2 separate regions of the Homo sapiens genome follow, and region 2 is linked to region 1. The links are chromatin contacts, found by Hi-C or POLR2A ChIA-PET in ENCODE. All regions are on one chromosome and are shown on one strand. Each heading gives the region's core, a stretch centred on a gene start or an enhancer-like site at or near the end of the contact. The rest is flanking DNA. Distances are from core to core; before and after follow the strand shown. Region 1 overlaps CMBL (carboxymethylenebutenolidase homolog). Region 2 has its middle 12 kb from the start of MIR6131.

What was found. Hi-C counts contacts between places; a loop is a spot of excess contacts on that map. ChIA-PET counts read pairs that join two places held with the same protein, here RNA polymerase II (POLR2A). Pooled maps may share reads with other maps.
Region 2: a loop to region 1 is called in a map of naive thymus-derived CD4-positive, alpha-beta T cell, with 10 times the contacts of the local background. The contact joins two enhancer-like sites. A Hi-C loop is called at or near these places in 1 of 168 maps with a recorded cell type or tissue (naive thymus-derived CD4-positive, alpha-beta T cell) and 5 of 50 pooled maps. POLR2A ChIA-PET finds 5 or more read pairs at or near these places in 2 of 52 experiments (MCF 10A and Panc1).

The regions. Positions count from the first base shown.
Region 1 is chr5:10,282,690-10,286,931 of GRCh38, forward strand. It overlaps CMBL (carboxymethylenebutenolidase homolog), which reads right to left. Exons shown (of 6, transcript NM_138809.4): 4 at 3,665-3,807. Among named protein-coding and RNA genes, the nearest start is that of CMBL, 23 kb to the right of the region's middle. RefSeq lists a silencer at 1,439-1,508 and an enhancer at 1,609-1,738. Within about 2 kb of position 2,830, at least 3 of the 41 ENCODE cell types and tissues checked have a DNase peak (open chromatin) inside an H3K27ac peak, as active enhancers do.
Region 2 is chr5:10,488,108-10,492,150 of GRCh38, forward strand. It overlaps the pseudogene RPL30P7. Among named protein-coding and RNA genes, the nearest start is that of MIR6131, 12 kb to the left of the region's middle. RefSeq lists an enhancer at 1,973-2,022. Within about 2 kb of position 1,889, at least 4 of the 41 ENCODE cell types and tissues checked have a DNase peak (open chromatin) inside an H3K27ac peak, as active enhancers do.

The DNA of each region.
Region 1 (4,242 bases), core at 1,580-4,079:
GGGCGGATTGCTTGAGCCTGGAAAGTTGAGGCTGCAGTGAGCCGTTTGTGCCACTGCACTCCAGCTTGGGCAACAAAGTGAGACCCCGTCAAAACAAAACAAACAAACAAAAAACCCAAAGCCTGGGCGCAGTGACTCAAGCCTGTAATCCCAGCACTTTGGGAGGTCGAGGAGGGCGGATCATGAGGTCAGGAGTCCGAGACTAGCCTGGCCAACATGGTGAAACCCTGTCTCTACTAAAAATACAAAAATTAGCTAGGTGTGGTGGCACGCGCCTGCAATCTCAGCTACTCGGGAGGCTGAGGCAGGAGAATGGCTTGAACCCGGGAGGTGGAGGTTGCAGTGAGCCAAGATCATGCCATTGCACTCCAGCTCTGGGCAACAGAGCAAGACTCCGTCTCAGAAAAAAAAAAAAAAAGAGGATTATAAGAGTACAAGAGAAATTTATTTAGTCAGATCCTCCTACTGTCTACCTCCCCACTTTATGGACTGGGAATCAGGCCATTAAATAATTGAATGATACCTCGTCCGCTGCTTAGTATGGAAAGATGCGGAGCAGCCTGAGGAATGTCCCGCTGGGATGTACCTTCGTTTACAAAGAGGATCAATGTCAAACCTTCGCTTGAGAAGTTTCTCAGGTCTACACAAGTCCCACGGGTTCTGGCTTGAATGCACTGAGTAGTTTTGTTGGTAAGAGGAGCTGTCTTTTGAGTGGGTATTTAGACTCGCACCAGACCACGAGTGTGGAAGTGTGGAAGTGTGAAACTGCCTGGGCCTAGCAGGTCAGTCTATAAAAATCAGTTTTTGGCCGGGCGAGGTGGCTCACACCTGTAATCCCAGCACTTTGGGAGGCCAAGGCGGGGTGGATCACTTGAGGTCAGGAGTTCGAGACCAGCCTGGCCACCCACGCAAAACCTTGTCTCTACTAAAAATACAAAATTAGCTGGGTGTTGTAGCCCCAGCTACTCAGGAGGCTGAGACAGGAGAATTGCTTGGACCCAGGAGGTGGAGGTTCAGTGAGCCAAGATCGTGCCACTGCACTCCAGCCTGGGTGACAGAACAAGATGCTGTCTCAAAAAATAATAACAATAGTTTTCATCTTTCATCTCAGCATTCATTCGAGATTAATTCTGAAATTAGAAGCATGCTCTGCCTGACCCAGGTTGTCTGAAAACAACCTGTGGGTGTGTCCACTTCTATGCGAAAATAAGTAAGTAAAAGATTTGCAGCAAGTTAACCATTTTAAGATAAGAAGACGTAAATAACATAACTTTTTTCCACTTCCTGCTGGCAGCAGAAGAGCTAAGTAACAGAGAGAGCCTCCTTCACCTGTAACTCCTCTTCAGGAGGCAGGGAGCCACGGGAAAGGTGACCACGCTCCCTTCCCCACTCTAGCAAAGCTACTTCATGTGGATGGGCCTCTTTTGATATCCCTGGGCCTGAGCCCGGCCACGCTCTGCAGCTCACGCACTACACAACAGCGGCCAGAAGGTGGCGCCGGGGAGGCATCCACTCCCGACCGCCTTTTGCTAAATCGCGCAAAAGCATGGTCTGGACAAAGCATCTCTCAGCTCCATTGTTCCCAGAGGCAGCTGGCCACTGCCTTTTGAGTTTATGTCCTTTTGTGTTGTCCTAAGTCAATATTTAAAGGCGTTTTTAACTCTAAAAGTAGTTGAAAATACCACAATGAGGAACCATTAACCCAAGAAGGAATCATTAGTATAACTTTATGATCCACTTCAGATGGTCCCAGGCCTAACGATGGTTCCACTTTCATTTTTTGACTTTACAATGGTGCACAAGCGACACTCATTCAGTAGAAACTGTTCCCCAAGTACCCAGACAACCATTCTGTTTTTCACTTTCAGTACAGAATTCAATAAACTGCATGAGACATTCAAGACTTTATTATAAAATAGGCCTTGCGTTAGATGATTTTGCCCAACTGTAGCCTGATGCAGGTGTTTCGGGTCGGCCAGGTGAGGCTATGATGCTTGGTAGGTGAGGTGGATTAAATGCATTTTCGACTTGAGATATTTTCCATTTATGATGGGTTTATCAAGACTTAGCCCCATTGTAAGTAGAGGAGCATCTGCATTATTTTTAAAGGCTATATTTCCTATGTGTCTTTTTTGTTTTCGTTTATCTATTGGTCTGAATGCTTCTATATCATGAATTTAGCAAGCAGTTTCTATATACAGATATAATGTTATTTCATTGCTGTAGTAACTTTGGTTTGTTTTGGCCAAAAATGTATAAATTGCTATTTCGATTTTAGAGTGTGTTTTCCTTGGCTTTCTTTCCTTTTTTTTTTTTATTTTTTATTTTAAGAGACAAGGTCTCACTCCCTGTCATCCAGGTTGGAGTGCAGTGGTGCATTCACAGCTCACTGCAGCCTCAAACTTCTGGGCTCAAGTGATTCTCCTGCCTCAGCCTCCTGAGAGGCTGGGACCACAGGCATGTGCCAGTACACCCAAGTAATTTTTTTCTTTTTCTTTTGACAGAGTCTCACTCTGTTGCCTGGGTTGGAGTGCAGTGGCACAATCTTGGTTCACAGCAACCTCCACCTCCCGGGTTCAAGCGATTCTCCTGCCTCAGCCTCCTGAATATCTGGGACTACAGGCGCCCACCACCACGCCCAGCTAATTTTTGTATTTTTAGTAGAGACGGGGTTTCACCATATTGGCCAGGCTGGTCTCGAACTATTGACCTCATGAGCCACCCACCTCGGCCTCCCAAAGTGCTGGGATTATAGGCGTGAGCCACCACGCCCAGCCTTAAAATTTTTTATAGAGACAAGGTCTCTCTATGTTGCTTAGGCTGGTCTCGAACTCCTGGGCTCAAGCCATCTGCCCATCTTGGACTCCCAAAGTGCTAGGATTACAGGCGTGAGTCATCGCATCTGGCTGCCTTTGCTTTCTTTCTTAGTGTGTGTGCATGTTTGTGTACAGTTAGAGCAATTTGTATCTTGGAAAAATCAGTCTTTCTTTCTTTCTTTCTCTTTCTTTTTCTTTTTTTTTTTTTTTGAGACAGGGTCTTGCTCTGTCACCCAGGCTGGAGTGCAGCGGCATGATCATGGCTCACTGCAGCCTTGACCTTCTTGGGCTCAAGCGATTTTCCCACCTCAGCCTCCGGAGTAGCTAGGACTACAGGTGCACGTGACCACGCCCAGCTAATTTTTGTATTTTTTGTAGAGACAGGGTTTTGCCATGTTGTCCAGGCTGGTCTCGAACTCCTGAGCTCAAGTGATCTGCCTGCCTAAGCCTCCCAAAGTGTTGGGATTACAGGCATTAGCCACCACCAGAAAAATATTTTCATAGATGTTGCTCATAAAAATCTTGTGTGATATTGATCATCATTACATTAAAAAAACAAAAAAAGCTATCCCCTTCATCCTAGGTGAAGAAATGGAGAATTTAGATTAGGTGGCTTTCCCAAAGTCACACCACTGGGACCCAGACCTCTTGACTCCCGGTGACATCCTCTGGTTAACTGCATGACAAACCTCCACCTCTATTTTCAGATTCTTAAAACCCATTTCCATAAGATGGGCAGTCTTCACATTATTGGGGGTTGTGTTACACTGGATGGGGAGGCTTGTGATTGTTGTCACTCTTCCACCCCTCCCTTCTGCATGGAGTAAAAATGCACAAGGCAGATTTACCATAGACGGACACCCCTGCCCTGAATTCTGAGTATTTCATCATCAAATGATGGACAGCAGTTCCACCCCAGCAGAATCCCACGATGCCAATTTTCTGGGCATGACACTGTTGTTTCAGATACTTCAAGATAGCACTGATCTCTCTAGAACAGAAAGAAAAAATATTCAAGAATCAGGCTTATTTTGTGAACCCCTCAAAGAGCTGTGCTGATGATAACAGGGCTGTATCAGCAACTGTTTTTGAAGTTGCCAAGGTTTCTTCTTTTGGGAGCTCCACCCTTACTACCTCTGGCCCAACTGATGCATCATCCCAGCACATCTTCCTGCCAAGCCCAGCCCTCCTCCAACTGCCTGACAGCTGCAGGCAAGCTGGGCTCTTCCCAAAACATAGGTCCAACTGCCTCACTCCCAGCTGAGAGCTGAGCAGTCTTCCACAGCCTGGGGATGAAGGCCACAGCCCACAGCACGGTTCGTAAGACCCGAGTCCATGATCTGCTCCCTGCAGAGTGCCCCAGTCTTCTCTGTCCCCTGAGTCTCCCAGGAGAAGAGTCTCCTCTCTCCTCTCTCCCATGAGCAGC
Region 2 (4,043 bases), core at 639-3,138, 200 kb after region 1:
GAAACAATTTTGACAAAGGTGGCATTACAGATTGAACTTTGTGTCTCCCCAGAAAAATACGTTGAGGTCCCAACCCCCAGTATCTCAGGCAGTGGCCTTATTTGGAAACAGGTGTTGCAGATGTAAATAGTTAAGATGAGGTCCTACCAGACGACAGTGGGCCCCTAATCCATGATGACTGCTGTCCTTACAGGAAGACAGCCAGGTGACGATAGAGACACAGGAAGAATGCCGCATAACAGCAACAGAAACGGAGATTAGGGGGATGCAGCTGGAAGCCCAGGGATGATGAGGATTGCCAGCAACCCACAGAGGCGAGGATGAGGCAAGGAGGAATTTGCCCTACAGGTTTCAGAGGGGACAAGCCCTATGCACACCTTGATCTTGAACTTCTGGTCTCCAGAACTGTGAGACAGTAAGTTTCCATTGTTTAAGCCCCGATCTGTCATACTTTGTTAGTGCAGCCCAAGCAAACTGATAGGGGCGATGTCTGCCCCTTCTTTGCTCTGCCCTCTGCCACCTGCCATGGCAGCCCCCCATGGCCCCTTCTCAGGTGGTGACCCCCTTCTCCTTGGTGGCACCCTCAATAATCCCCTATCCTGTGTCTGAAAATGGGCAATCACCTTTATTAAAGAAATGAGGCTTTTCTCACTCCCCGGCCATCTTAGCGGCTGCTCTTGGTTGGGGTCCGTCCTGCAGCTAAGGCGGGAATTTGGTGGCTGCAAAGAAGAAGAAAAAGCTCCTGGAGTCGATCAACTGTAGGTTCCAACTCATTATGAAAAGTGGAAAGTATGAGCTGGGGTACAAGCAGACTCTGAAGATGATTAGACAAGGCAAAGCAAAATTGATCATTCTCACTAACAACCACCCAGCTATGGAATGTTGGCCAAAACTGGTGTCCATCACTACGGTGGCAATAATATTGAACTGGGCACAGCATGCGGAAAATATTACAGAGTGGGCACACCGGCTATCATTGATCTAGGTGATTCTGACATCATTAGAAGCATGCCAGAACAGATTGGTGAAAAGCAAACCATGCAAAATTTTCCTTTAATAAAATTTGCCTGAGCTTGTTAAGAAAAAGAAAGAGAGAGAGACAGAGAGAGAGAGAAAGAAAGAAGAAAGAAAGAAAGAAAAGAAGGAAAGAAAGAAAGAAAGACGAGGGAGGGAGGGGAAGGAAGGAAGGAGGTGGGAGTTGGATGCAAGGAATGCGACCCTCAGGGACCCGCTTCGAACAGCCCATCAGACCCACTTTTGCCCTTCAAAGGAGGTTGAGAAGCTCCACTCTGTTGTCCATGCAGCTATTCCTGCTCAAGCTGCAGCTGGGACTTTTATAAGAAACTGCCTTTTAGAGCCGGGTGACATCCCACATGAAGAAACCAGGGCCGGTGCAGTGGCCCATGCCTGTAATCCCAGCACTTTGGGAGGCCGAGGTGGGAGGATCACTTGAATCTAGGAGTTTGAGACCAGCCTGGGCGGCATAGTGAGACCTCGTCTCTACAAAAAATAAATAATAAAAAAATTAGCTGGGCATGGTGGCACATGCCTATAGTCCCAGTTACTTGGGAAACTGAGGTGGGAGGATGGCTTGAGCCTGGGACGTGGAGGCTGCAGTGAGCCATGATCATGCCACTGCACTCCAGGGGGGTGACAGAGCGAGACCACTGTCTCAAAATAAATAAACAAGGAGTGCCACTTATTGTCACATTTGGATTTGTTTCTAACATCGTGCTGAGTTTGGTCACCCACCTCAATCACCTGATGTGACTTGAAACCACTTCTGGCTATTTCCAAAAATCAGCTCCGCACTGGGAGGGGTTAGGGCTGCCCTTTAAGGAAACATTAAAAGCTCAGTATCTTCCTTTGGTGGCTCCTTCAGGGGCGCTAGCTTCTGACTCATCAGCATCATTTTAGCTCTCTGAGGGTTCAGAAATAGAGGAAACAGCACTTCCTTTTGGTGAACGCCTTTGTATTATTTTATTTTTTCACCATGATACTGAAACTAGCTCATCCTGGGAGAGTCAAAGGAAGCTCATATGTTTTCCCTGAGCTGGGCTAAATTCCTGATTCTTCTAATAGGAAAGATCCAAAACTTCCCACGGAGTTTCCCCTCGTCTGCACTGAGTCACATACCTGTGGGCTTCGAGCTAACAGACCTTTTTTAATCAAAGAGAAGATGAAAAAGGCACCTTGCTTCTGTCCCATTTTTAGATCTTTTTTAGCCCCATTTCTTCTCTTTCCTTCCTCCATTTTTGGGTTTGTTTGGTTTCACGCCTGAATTAAATGTTAACAGGAGGAGCAAGTTTTATACATTGCCTGAAGTCATCATTGTCAGAGAAACAAATGCAATCTTTAGTGAGGCTAGCAATGGTGGGAAGAAGACGCGTGGGTTACAGCAAGCACAGTTACTAAAGCTTTTTGCATTGAGTAGCTGTGGGGTCCAGGGCTCCATCTCTCTGGCCCTCACTTGCTCATGAGCAAATAGAGGCTTCAGGTTGTAGCAGGTTGTCTCAAACTAGGGACGTATATTCAACAAACCTGCACCTTATTCAAATGTAGATTCTGATCCTTAGGTTCTGGGTGGGGCCTGAGATCCTGCACCTCTAACAAGCTCCCAGATGACAAGCATCCAAGATCACACTTTTCCTAGCTCTGGATCACACTTTTCCTAGCTCCTAGCAGAATCTCAGGCTCATCCCAGCCTCTTGAGCCAGAATTCAAATTTTCACAAGAGCCCCGATTCGTTCAGATGTGCATTAAAGTGTGAGAAGCCCACACTGGATCACTGAGGGAGGTCGCAGTTGCACCTGGGGAACCAGGAACCGTGGAGGCATGAGCCCATCCTGGAGACCCTGATTTAGTTGGTGGGGAGTGGCCTGGACATCGATTGCTGCCTATTCACAGTGGTTCTTGATTTTGCTGCCATTAACATCACCTGGGGAGCTCTGAAAGGCGTCCCCGTGATGTTAATAGGCAGCAAGATCGGGAACTACTAGGCTGCGGGTTCCTCAGGTTCTAATCTATGATGTCATTGGCTTTATCAGGGCAATTTTTCCTGGCCACATTAGGCAGGAGAGGTGCCTGTGCATCTCAGAAGTGTCTATGGAACTCTGCTTCTGAACTTCCCAGCACGCTCAAAACAGGACCTGGTTTACAGCAAAGGGCCAGCTCCTGGCAACATCATGAAACAAACGTACACTATCCTCTACCCAGGGTTCCCTTCAGCCTATAGGTGCCCGACGGCCCCTGCTCTGTGCTCCATCCTGACATCAGGAAACCCACGAATGGGAGAAAATCTCATGTCACCTGTTTACAGGTGAGTGAACATTTAAGTCAATGGGTTGCTCTCTCCTGGGGAGCTCTAATTGTAGAATTTAAGAGGGCAGAGTGAAGCCAGTGGGAGTCCTGCCAGGTTTGAGTCACAGCTTGGCCACTTATGAGTCCCTCTCATTACCCCACCAGAGCCCGGCGTCCTGATGCATAACACCCACCACCCGGCTTAGGGAGGGCTGACAGAGTGAATTACTGACAGAGGATGGCCCTTGGCCATTTCTGCTTCCTTCACTTTCCCATCACTGCCTTAGAATCTGGAGAGACTCATGCTGGCTTCACCTGGACAGGCATCCTGACACGCAAGCGAGGATTGCTCCCACCAATTTTCTGCGAGAGAAACAGGGGTTCGGTTGATTCCTGGCAACACGTTCGTGTGGGGATGCACGTGGGGGTGCAGAGCTGGACTTGGGAGATGCTTCAGCTGATAGCACACTTTTCCTTTGGGGAGTTTTCTTCCTGCTGTTATAACACCTGTCTCCAAACAAAGCCTTCATTGGTCAACAGTGAATGATTCATTTATTCTGTGCATAGACCTATGGCGTGAGATGCATTTGGAAACCTTGAGAACAGCGGTTCCCAACCTTGGTGCTTGGAGTAATGTCCGAGGACATTTTTGGTTGTCACAACTGGGGCAGGGAACTGTTGCTGGCGTCTAGTGGGTGGGGTCCAGGGGTACTGCTAAACGTCCTGCAGGGCAGAGGCTAGTG